Regions from separate parts of the Homo sapiens genome. Here region 1 is linked to region 2. A link is an interaction called in ENCODE POLR2A ChIA-PET data of the cell type or tissue named here. Cell type or tissue: PC-9. All regions are shown on one strand. Links, peaks and the distances in the headings refer to the core of each region. The heading gives the core; the rest is flanking DNA.

Region 1 (5,372 bases), core at 81-5,080, 400 kb after region 2:
AGCAAGGGAACAGGAAATGCTAGGGCACTGGTATCAACTCCTCGGCATCTTCTACCCTCCCATGATTTGTGGGATAACAGCCATGAAGGGAGGAGAGAAGGGCCAGTTAAAAAGGGAGGAGTGGTCAGGCAAGGTGGCTCATGCCTGTAATTCCAGCACTTTTTGGGAGGCCAAGGTGGGAGGACTGCTTGAGGCCAGGAGTTTGAGGTTACAGTGAGCTATGATCATGCCACTGCAATCTAGCCTGGGCCACAGAGAGAAATAAATAAATAAACAGATTCCAATTAAAAAGGGAGGAGGGCTGGGCACGGTGACTCATGTCAGCACTTTGGGAGGCCAGAAGTTCAAGATCAGCCTGGGCAACATAGCAAGATCCTGTGTCCACAAAAAATAAAAATAAAAAATATTATCCGGGCATGGTGGCACATGCCTGTTCTCTCAGCTACTTGGGGGACTGAGGTGGGAGGATCACTTGAGCCTAAGAGTTCAAGGCTGCAGCAAGCTATGATCATCCCACTGCACTCTAGCCTGAAAAAGAGGGAAACCTGTCTCCTAAAAAAAAAGTGGAGGGGGGAAGCAGGTTTCTTGGACCTCTCATTCTATTTTCACAATAATAAATTCAGCTTGTTTGCAGTTTCTAGGCTAAAAAGCATCATGACAGTCATTGTTTCATCAAACTGAATTGTCACAAGTGAGGCTGGCTGTCAACACAGGTACTAAGGTCAGGCAACATAGGTCCAAATCCAGGCTCTGCCTCTTAGCTGTTTGGCCTCTCCTTTCTTTTTTTTTTTTTTTTTTTTTGAGACAGAGTCTCGTTCTATCATCCAGGCTGGAGTGCAGCGGCGCAATCTCAGCTCACTGCAAGCTCCGCCTCCCGGGTTCACGCCATTCTCCTGCCTCAGCCTCCCAAGTAGCTGGGACTACAGGTGCCTGCCACCATACCCGGCTAATTTTTTGTATTTTTAGTAGAGACGGGGTTTCACTGTGTTAGCGAGGATGGTCTCGATCCCCTGACCTCATGATCCGCCCACCTCAGTCTCCCAAAGTGCTGGGATTACAGGCGTGAGCCACCACGCCTGGCCTGGCCTCTCCTGTCTAACTCTCAATTTCCTCATCTGTAAAAGGGATATAACAGAGCCCACCTCACAAACTTGTAAGAACAAAATGGGATGATATATGTGAACTGCACATGGTAAGCTGCTATCATCAATGGCATCGTATTGCCATTTTACAAATGGGGAAAATGAGGCTCACCAGGGCCCCAAGGCACAGATTTGAAAGCATGGGACAAAGATTACAAAGATGGATCCCAGGTTGGGCGCAGTGGCTCACACCTGTAATCCCAGCACTTTGGGAGGCAGAGGCGGGTGGATCACCTGAGGTCAGGAGTTCGAGGCCAGCCTGACCAACATGGTGAAACCCCATCTCTACTAAAAAATATAAAAATTAGCTGGGCATGATGGCGGGCACCTATAATCTCAGGTACTTGGGAGGCTGAGGCAGGAGAATGGCCTGAACCCAGGAGGCGGAGGTTGCAGTGAGCCAAGATCACGCCATTGCACTCCAGCCTGGGCAACAAGAGCAAAACTCCATCTCAAAAAAAGAAAAAAAAAAAAAAGATGGATCCCGGAAGAGCAAGCAAGTCCCTCATTCGGTGGCCTGACTAAACCATGAGAGGCTTCAATCTCCTGTTCTCTAGAGCTGGTTAAAAACTACAGCTCAGGTCGGGCATGATGGCTCAAGCCTGTAATCCCAGCACTTCAGGAGGCTGAGGTGGGCAGATCACAAGGTCAGGAGATCAAGACCATCCTGGCTAACACGGTGAAACGCTGTCTCTACTAAAAATACAAAAAAAAATTAGCCGGTCACGGTGGCAGGCGCCTGTAGTCCCAGCTACTCGGGAGGCTGAGGCAGGAGAATGGCGCAAACCTGGGAGGTGGAGCTTGCAGTGAGCCGATATCACGCCACTGCACTCCAGCCTGGGCGACACAGCAAGACTCCGTCTAGAGAAAAAAAAAAAAAAAAAAAACACTACAGCTCAAAGGCCAAATCCAGCTCGCTACCTATGTTTGCAAATAAAGCTTTATTGGAACACGTGATCCACACTTGTGTGTATGTGTTGTCTATGGCTGCTCTCACAATACAGTGGCAGAGCTGAGTAACTGCAACACAGATTCTGTCTTGCAAAACTGAAATATTTATCTGACCCTCTATAGAAAGTTTGCCAACTCCTGCCCTAGAGTATTTGTGAAGCCACCCTTCTGAGATGCCCCCCATCTTAACCCCTTCCTCCCCCAAATGACAGCTAGGCCCAGAGACAGCCCAACCCACCCTACCCCCATAGCCCCAAGCCCAACATTTACAAAGGCCAGCCTTGGAGAGGGAAAGTGCAGCTTTGTCCAGCCTGAGCCCTATCCCGCCTCCCTTCCTGACCTCTTACTCACCACCTCCATAGAATACCACCATGCCAGCAACCATAAGCACTGGGTGCCAGTTGAACATGTAGATGCTGCCATTCCAGGCAAAGCCACCACGCCAGTACTGCATCCAGTAGATAGTGAAGAGGATGCACATAGAGCCCAGGGACCCCAGCAGCAGGCAGGACAAGTAGAACCGTCCAGACACCATTCTGATCACGCACTCCTAGAAGAAGGAGAAGTCACAAATCTCCACTGGCTCAGATGCACCCAGTTCTCTGGCTAAAGGAGGTAACACTGATTTAGCTCTTGGCCTGTGGGATGGAATCTTTTTGCTTCAGTTCCCCTGCATCAGCCTGGGCACCACCCCCCGCCCGAGGCCTCAATGCCTGGGTGGGCCTGATCTTCAGTCACAATGACTGAGGCCCCACCCCAGCACCTGGCAGTGCCCAGACAGAGCAGCAAACTCAAGGCTATGGCTGGCCCTGGCGAAGGCCAGATGCCAAGGCCCAAGACCCAGAGTCCTGGGATTCCTCTCCCCTCACAGGACCAGAAGGTAAAGAATTACCACCCCATACCCCCCAGGAAAAAAGGGACAGGAATCAAAATCCAGGCTAAATTACGCAAACACCCAGGCCTTGGGTTCTAAGATAAGAAGGCAAAAATTACAGTCTGAAAAGAGCAAACACCCCACTATTACCCTAGACAGGAAGGAGTCAGAAAAGTTCTTCCCCATAGAGTAAGCTCTATGGGGCTAATCTTCACTGGAGAGGTAACCAGGCCTTCACTCCACTGCCCACACTCCACACCTTGAACCAGCTGATGCCCCTCAGCTGTCTCCAGCCCTGAGACTTCTGCTTTCTCTTCCTCTGGGGAAAGTCCAGAGAAAAAAAGAGGAAGCAACAACTCATGGTCCAGAAAGCAAGAGATTTATTTTGAGATTTCCACAAGTCCTTGATAAACCCAGAAACCAACTCTGGTTTCAGGCATGGCAAATGCTTAAAGCCCTGAGCAGTTGCTCTTAAACGCTAGGTGAGTGGGCAAAGCCACAGGACTGGCCCTGCTTTCAGCTAATATGTAGGCAGCACGGGCCCAGGCATCAAGGCAGTCACCCTGTCCCACGGACTCACACCAAGAAGGCAACAGTGTGGCTTCCTGCATTGAGGTCCCTCACTCGGAAGCAGCTAATAGCCAATAGCCCCCACGGAGGTAAAACATTTGACTGCTCACCTTTAGCCCTAATGATAGGCTCAGAGAACTGGCCTGGGCTCCAATTCCTGCGAAATGGGCACCTTGAGCAAATCACTTAACATTTGCAGGACTCACCTGCAAGAAAGGCGTGGCAGTAAGAATACTTGAACAGTAAGAATAACGAACACCAGCTACGAGCACCAGAGCCTTACACACAAGATCCCATTTACTCCTCTTAACCCTGGGAGGCATATTATTCCGTGAGGAAACTAAGGCTGAGAGAGATAAGTAATTAGCATGAGGACCCAGTGAGAGTGGGTGGGGAGTTCCAAATCCTGTGTGTTTAGCTTCAAGGCCCACGCTGCTTCCTTGACCACAGGTTGTCAGATCAAGTGAGAAAATGAATGTAGCACACTGTAGAAGTCAAGTATTAGAATTCTTCGCTGGGCGCGATGGCTTATGCCTGTAATCCTGCACTTTGGGAGGCTGAGGCAGGTGGATCACCTGAGGTCAGGAGTTCGAGACCAGACTGATCAACATGGTGAAACCCCGGTCTCTACTAAAAATACAAAATTAGCCAGGAGTGGTGGTGGGCGCCTGTAATCAATCCCAGCTACTCAGGAGGCTGAGGCAGGAGAATTGCTTGAACCAGGGAGGCAGAGGTTGCAATGAGCCAAGATTGTGCCATTGCACTCCACCCTGAGCAATGAGAGCGAAACTTCATCTCAAAAAAAAAAAAAAAAAAAGGCTGGGTGAGGTGGCTCACACCTGTAATCCTAGCACTTTGGGAGGCCGAGGCGGGCAGATCATAAGGTCAAGAGATCGAGACCATCCTGGCCAATATGGTGAACCCCCGCCCCCATCTCTACTAAAAATAAAAAATTAGCTGGGCATGGTGGCGCGCGCCTTTAGTCCCAGCTAGCTACTCGGTAGGCTGAGGCAGGAAAATCGCTTGAACCCGGGAGGTGGAGGTTGCAGTGAGCTGCGATCACGCCACTGCACTCCAGCCTGGCGACTGAGCGAGACTCCATCTAAAAATATATATATATACATAGAATTCTTAGTCATTGCTGTCATGCACTTCATCCTAACTACTAACATGCAGCTCATGTTCCTTGTGCCTGCCCAGGCCTCTCAGTGGCCCTCAGCCATGCCATGCCAGCTCTCCCCATGCTAGGGGTCCACCTACTTAGGTAAAGATGCACAAGGTGACCCAAGTTGGCAGTAATCTCTGAGAAAGGAAGGTCCAGCCAGGCTCGGTGGCTCAAGCCTGTAATCCCAGCACTTTGGGAGGCCGACGCGGATGGATCACCTGAGGTCAGGAGTTTGAGACCAGCCTGGCCAACATGGTGAAACCACGTCTCTACTGAAAATGCAAAAATGTGCTGGGTGTGGTGGCGCACGCCTGTAATTCCAGCTACCAGGGAGGCTGAGGCAGGAGAATTGCTTGAACCCTGGAGGTGGACGTTGCAGTGAGCCGAGATCGCGCCACTGCTCTCCAGCCTGGGGGACAGAGTGAGACTCTGTCTCAAAAAAAAAAAAAAAAAAGAAAAGAAGGTCCAAGGGCTGCAGGGAAAAAGCTTCCATGAAGCTGGCAGGAGAAAATCATGCCACCAGCCTCCTAGAAGATTTGTGACTCAACTACTTAACTCAGAGATTTGCTACCCAGCCTCAGAACTGCCTCCTCAATTCCTCCAAGGGCAGAGGACGTTTCAGATCACCAGATATTCACCTAAAACACTCTCCATCCCTCAGTGAAATGTA
Region 2 (5,372 bases), core at 84-5,083:
AGTGAGCCAAGATTGTGCTACTGCACTCCAGCCTGGGAGACAGAGCAAAACTCTGTCTCAAAAAAAAAAAAAAAAGAAGAAGAAGAAGAAAAAGAAAAGAGGTTTAATTGGCTCATGGTTCTGCAGGCTGCATAAGAAGCATAGTGCCAGCATCTGCTTCTGGTGAGGCCTCAGGAAGCTTGCAATCATGATGGAAGGCAAAGGGGAGCCAGCATGTCACATGGCGACAAAGAGAACAAGAGAGAGAAGGGGGAGACCCCAGAGTCTTTTAAACAACCAGATCTCCCATAAACTAACAGAGCAAGAACTCCCTATTACCATAAGGGATGGGGATGGTGATGAGCCATTCATAAGGATCTGCTACAACGATCAAATCACCTCCTGTCAGACCCCACCTCCAAAACTAGGGATTACATTTCAGCATGAGATTGAGGGGACAAACATCCAGCCTATAACAGTTCTCCCTCATCATCCCTCGCGGCAACTCATGTCACACGAGCCTGCTTACTTGCCTGTTTCTCTCACTGGACTAGTGACTTTTTGAAGACAGGGCTCGTGTTTTCTTCCTCTCTGTTTCAGTGCCTGGCACCATGCCTGGTACCTAGAAGTCACATCCTCTCCAAGGGAATACTCTGGAGTTGGGTCACCAGAGAAAGGGCCCTGGTTTGACCTCTTAAGAGCTGTGTGATCTTCAGCAATAACTTAACCTCTTCAGTTTCTTTATCTGAGAAATGGAGGAGAAAAATTATACTTAACGTAGAGGGGTTTTGGTGAGTATCAAAAAGAGATAATAACCCAGCATGGTGGCTGGCATAGAGTAAGGGCTCAAGAAATGTCTGTACCTGCCAGGCGTGGTAGCTCATGCCTATAACCCCAGAGCTTTGGGAGATGAAGGCGAGAGGATCGCTTGAGCCCAGGAGATCGAGATTGGCCTGGGCAAATTGGCAACACTCCAACTCAGGCCTGGTGCGGTGCGGTAGCTCACGCCTGTAATCCCAGCACTTTGGGAGGCCGAGGAGGGTGGATCACCTGAGGTCAGGAGTTCGAGACCAGTCTGACAAATATGGTGAAACCCTGTCTCTACTAAAAATACAAAAATTAGCCGGGTGTGGTGGCGTGTATCTGTAATCCCAGCTACTGGGGAGGCTGAGACAGGAGAATCGCTTGAATCCAGGAGGTGGAGGTTGCAGTGAGCTGAGATTGTGCCACTGCACTCCAGCCTGGGTGACAGAACGAGACTCCATCTCAAAAAATAAGATAAAATAAAAACTCCATCTCTATAAAAAATTTAAAAATTAGCCAGGCAGGAGGCTGAGGTGGGAGGATCTCTTGAGCCTAGGTGGTCAAGGCTGCATTGAGCCATGATTGTGCCATTGCATTTCAGCCCGGGTGACACAGCAAGACCCTGGAGACAGACAGACAGAGAGAGAGAAAGAGAGAGAGAGAGAGAGGAAATATCTGCACCGTTATTAACTAATAAATTGAGTAAATATTGAGAATGCTCACAATGTGCTGAGTGCTATTCAAGGTGCTGAGGACACAACAGTGAATGAAACAGACAAACATCTCTGCCCTTGGGATGGGAAAGAGACAACAAGCAAATAAATATGGGATAGAATAGATTTAATGTCATACGTAATAAAGGCGATAATGAAAAAGAGTTAGAGACAGGGATGACAGCAGTTGCTTTTCGGATAGTGTATACTATAATACTAATTTACTGTAAGTCAGAATTTCTCAACATCGACACCACTGGCACTCTGGACTAGATACTTCTTTGCTGTGGGGAGCTGTGCTGTGAACTGTAGCGTGTTCAACAGCGTTCCTGGCCTCTATTCACAGATGCTTGCTGCACTCCATCCCCCACAGTTGTGACAACTGAAAAATGTCTTAGACATTACCAAACATCCCCTGGGGGCAAAATTATTCCTCGCTGAAAACTGCTGCTACAAATAAATGTCTGCTGAATGGTGCCTCCCCCATGAAAGTATATGTCCACATCCTAATCCCTGAAACCTGTGAATATTACCTCGTAGGGTGAAATATTTGCTTAAATTAAAGATCTTGAAGAAGGGAGCTTATTCTTGACTATTGAGATGGACCCTAACAGCTGTCAGAAATGCCCTATGAAGTGACACAAGAGGTTTGGGAAAAAATTAAAATATCAAGTGCCCGAACAAGAGAAAGGCAGAGTGAGATTGGATAGACCCTCATAGAAGAGAAGCCACAAGCCAAGGGATGCCAGGGAACTCCCACTGCCACCAGGAGGTAAAAGAGGGCAGGAACAGATTCTCCCCTAGTGACTCTTGAGGGAAAGCAGCCCTGTCAACACCTTCATTTTAGACTTCCAGCCTCCAGAATTGTGAGAGAAGACATTTCTGATGTTTTAAACCACCGTGTCTGTAGTAATTTGTTACAGCAGCCTAGAAAACTAATACAGAAGGGATGCATCATCAGTGCCGGTGGTTTCACCATCAAGAGCTATAATCCAAGATTCCCATGGGGTGTGGGGGCACCAAGGGGAAACTTCCCTTTTGCCCTCTGAAGTTTCACTGAAAAATCTCAGAGAAGAGGCATATAAATAGGAGAAAAAGCATACAGATGTATTTAATGTGTGTACATGGGAGCCTACAGAGTGAATACCCAAAGAGACGAGGGAACTTGTCCACTTTGATGCTTAGGTTCAGCAAAGTGTGGACAGCCGTGTAGATACAGAATTGAACAAAAAGCGTATGATCTAATGCTCTACCGACTGAGCTATCCAGGCTCCCTAAGGGTATGATCTAATGCTAACGGACTGAGTGGGGAAACCTAGCAAGGCCCGTCTGTCTAGATTCTTCCTGGCCTCTCTGTGCTGCATTCCTTCCTTCTGGGTGTAGGACAGGACTCTCGCTGGAATGGGAGTCTTATGACCTACATACAGTCAAACAAGGCCTGTCTGGCTAGATTCTTCTAGGTATCCTGGGTTCTAGATTCTTCTTGGTATCCCAGGTTCTAGATTCTTTTTGGCCTCTCTGTGCTGCATTCCTTCCTTCTGGGGGTAGGACGGGGCTCTCTCTGGAATGGGAGTCTTACAACCTACATAGAGTCAAACAAAGCCGAAACCAAGAAAATTTCTTTATGGCCAGTTTTTATACAGAAAGGTGGAGGGAAACTTAGAGTAGAGTAATATAATTAGGTTTTATGGCTGACTTTGGGGGAAAAGGGTTCTGTTTCTACCTGCCTTGGAGAAGAGGGATTCCAGTTTCTATGGCTAATCTTGGGGGAGCATGGGACTGAGAGACTTGAGGGCAGAAGGTTAGAGAAAAATGGTTGCTTCTGAGGCTACTGTGGAGGACTTTATTTGGGGTATCATTTTCTAAGCCTCAACAGGGAATTTAGGAAAGAGCCATTGACATGGATGCATTCTATGTGCAGATCACATGAAGCTAGAAGGGTTAGTCCAATTGGGCAATGGGTTCTGGACCACTGACAGGGGAGCTCTATATGAATGAAGTGGATAGATCTGAATATCAGGTCCCCCTCTTGGGAACCTAAGACCCAACTGGAAAGGGCCAGAATGATGTGGCTTAGCAGCATCAAGACAAAAAAATAGCCCTGGGATTTTTTCAACAACAAGAAGTTCAGGATGAGTCAACCTTTAGGCCACCCTAGGCTACAGCATGACAGTGGTTGTCAAGGTAGTGTGACTATAGGTGACTTTTTTTCTTTTCCTAATTTTCCAGAATTCCTCTAATGTAGTTCGGAGGCTTTGATTGTTATAATAAAGGTTAAATTTGGTATCAGGGACCTCACTCTGCTAGACCCCAGACTGATTAGTTCCTTCATAGAGTGTTGGGTTCAGTGGACACCACACTTCAATGGAAACTGATCAGGCACCTTGGAATCCTATACATAAGGGGGAACAGAGAGCTGGGCTGCCCCTTGAAGAGAGCTTACGTGTCTCAAGTAATGCTTAGGAGAAGAACTAGGTCGGATATTCAAGATGCTAAGTTTCAGCTCTGAGCACCATGGTTCTTCTCTCCCTTCTCAAAGTGAGGTTCATGAACCCCTAAGGATCCCTGAAACCCTTTCAGTGGTCCACGAGTTCAAAATTATTTGCATATAAACATAAAGATACAATTTGCCTTTTTCACTGACATAATTTGCCTGGAGCAAAAGCAATGATGAGTAAAACCACTTGTGCCTTCACATGAATCAAAGCCTTGGCGCCAGGCTGGGCACGGTGGCTCACGCCTGTAATCCCAACACTTTGGGAGGCTGTGGCAGGCAGTTCATTTGAGGCCAGGAGTTTGAGATCAGTCTGGCCAACATGGCTAAACTCTGTCTCTACTAAATATACAAAAATTAGCCAGGCATGGTTGCACGTGCCTGTAATCCCAGCTTCTCAGAAAGCTGAGGCAGGAGAATCATTAAAACCTGGGAGGTGGAGGTTTCAGTGAGCCAAGATCACGCCACTGCACTCCAGACTGGGCTACAGAGTGACACCTTGCCAAAAAAAAAAAAAAAAAAAAAAAAAATAGCAGTGGCATCAAGCTGCAGTAGTAGCTGTTGGAGTTTTTCATCCTGATGCATTCAGAGGATGCGTTCTTTTATTTAAGAATGTCCTCAATGAAGCAGTTAAAATTATTAATATTATTAAAGCACAATCTTTATTCTATGTGACAAATAAGAAGTAAGCAAAAAGCACTCCTGCTGAATACTACAGTATGAAGGTAGCTCTGGGAAAAAAAGCACTTGTGCTATTTTTGGATTTGCCAGCTGAACTAGACGTTTTCCCCCATGGAACACCATTTTTACTTGAAACTATGGTTATTCAGACTTAAAAATTTGGCAGACAATTGTTTGAAAATGAATAAAGTGAGCCTGTCACTTGAAAGAAAGAGACAGTATTTGTTGCCATTGATGAAATCAGAGCTTTTAAGTAAAAATTCAAATGTTAGAAAACCCGTGTCATGATCTTGACATCTTTCCAATACTCAAAGTTCTCTGATGGGATCAGAGATGATATCAATGAATGTGATTTTTGATACTGTGTAACGAAATATGTCAACATTTGGAAGATCTGAATAACTTCTGCATCTGTGAACCAGTATGTTCTACAATAACTGAGGCATGTTATTACAAAATCATGCCTGGATAAGAGATCCATTCAAAGTACAAGATAGAACAATGGATTTTAAAAATGGACTGTAGAACAGTATGTTCCACAATGACTGAGACATATTTTTACAAAATCATGCACGGATAAGAGATCCATTCAAAGTACAAGATAGAACAATGGACTTGAAAAATATATAAAAGGTCTTTGATATGATTTCAGATTTCACATTGGAGCTAACCTTTGGAAACTATCACTTGCCAACTTTTCA

The links. ChIA-PET counts read pairs that join two places held together with the same protein. Peaks named below come from ENCODE experiments on the same cell type or tissue, not always from the same donor. Only the 100,000 strongest peaks of a DNase experiment are listed, where the experiment ranks them.
Region 1: POLR2A ChIA-PET joins it to region 2 with 11 read pairs; 3 of 35 experiments call an interaction of 5 or more read pairs at or near these places.

Annotation. Positions count from the first base shown.
Region 1 is chr11:61,354,086-61,359,457 of GRCh38, forward strand. CYB561A3 (cytochrome b561 family member A3) reads right to left here. Exons shown (of 7, transcript NM_153611.6): 2 at 3,648-3,743; 3 at 2,445-2,643. The coding sequence starts at 2,628. Among named protein-coding and RNA genes, the nearest start is that of CYB561A3, 5.1 kb to the right of the region's middle. In PC-9, for the core only: no CTCF peak of the experiment used is centred there; no DNase peak of the experiment used is centred there.
Region 2 is chr11:60,957,766-60,963,137 of GRCh38, forward strand. No RefSeq gene overlaps it. Among named protein-coding and RNA genes, the nearest start is that of SLC15A3, 8.3 kb to the left of the region's middle. In PC-9, for the core only: no CTCF peak of the experiment used is centred there; a DNase peak (open chromatin) is centred at 2,886; H3K27me3 peaks cover 1,004 bases.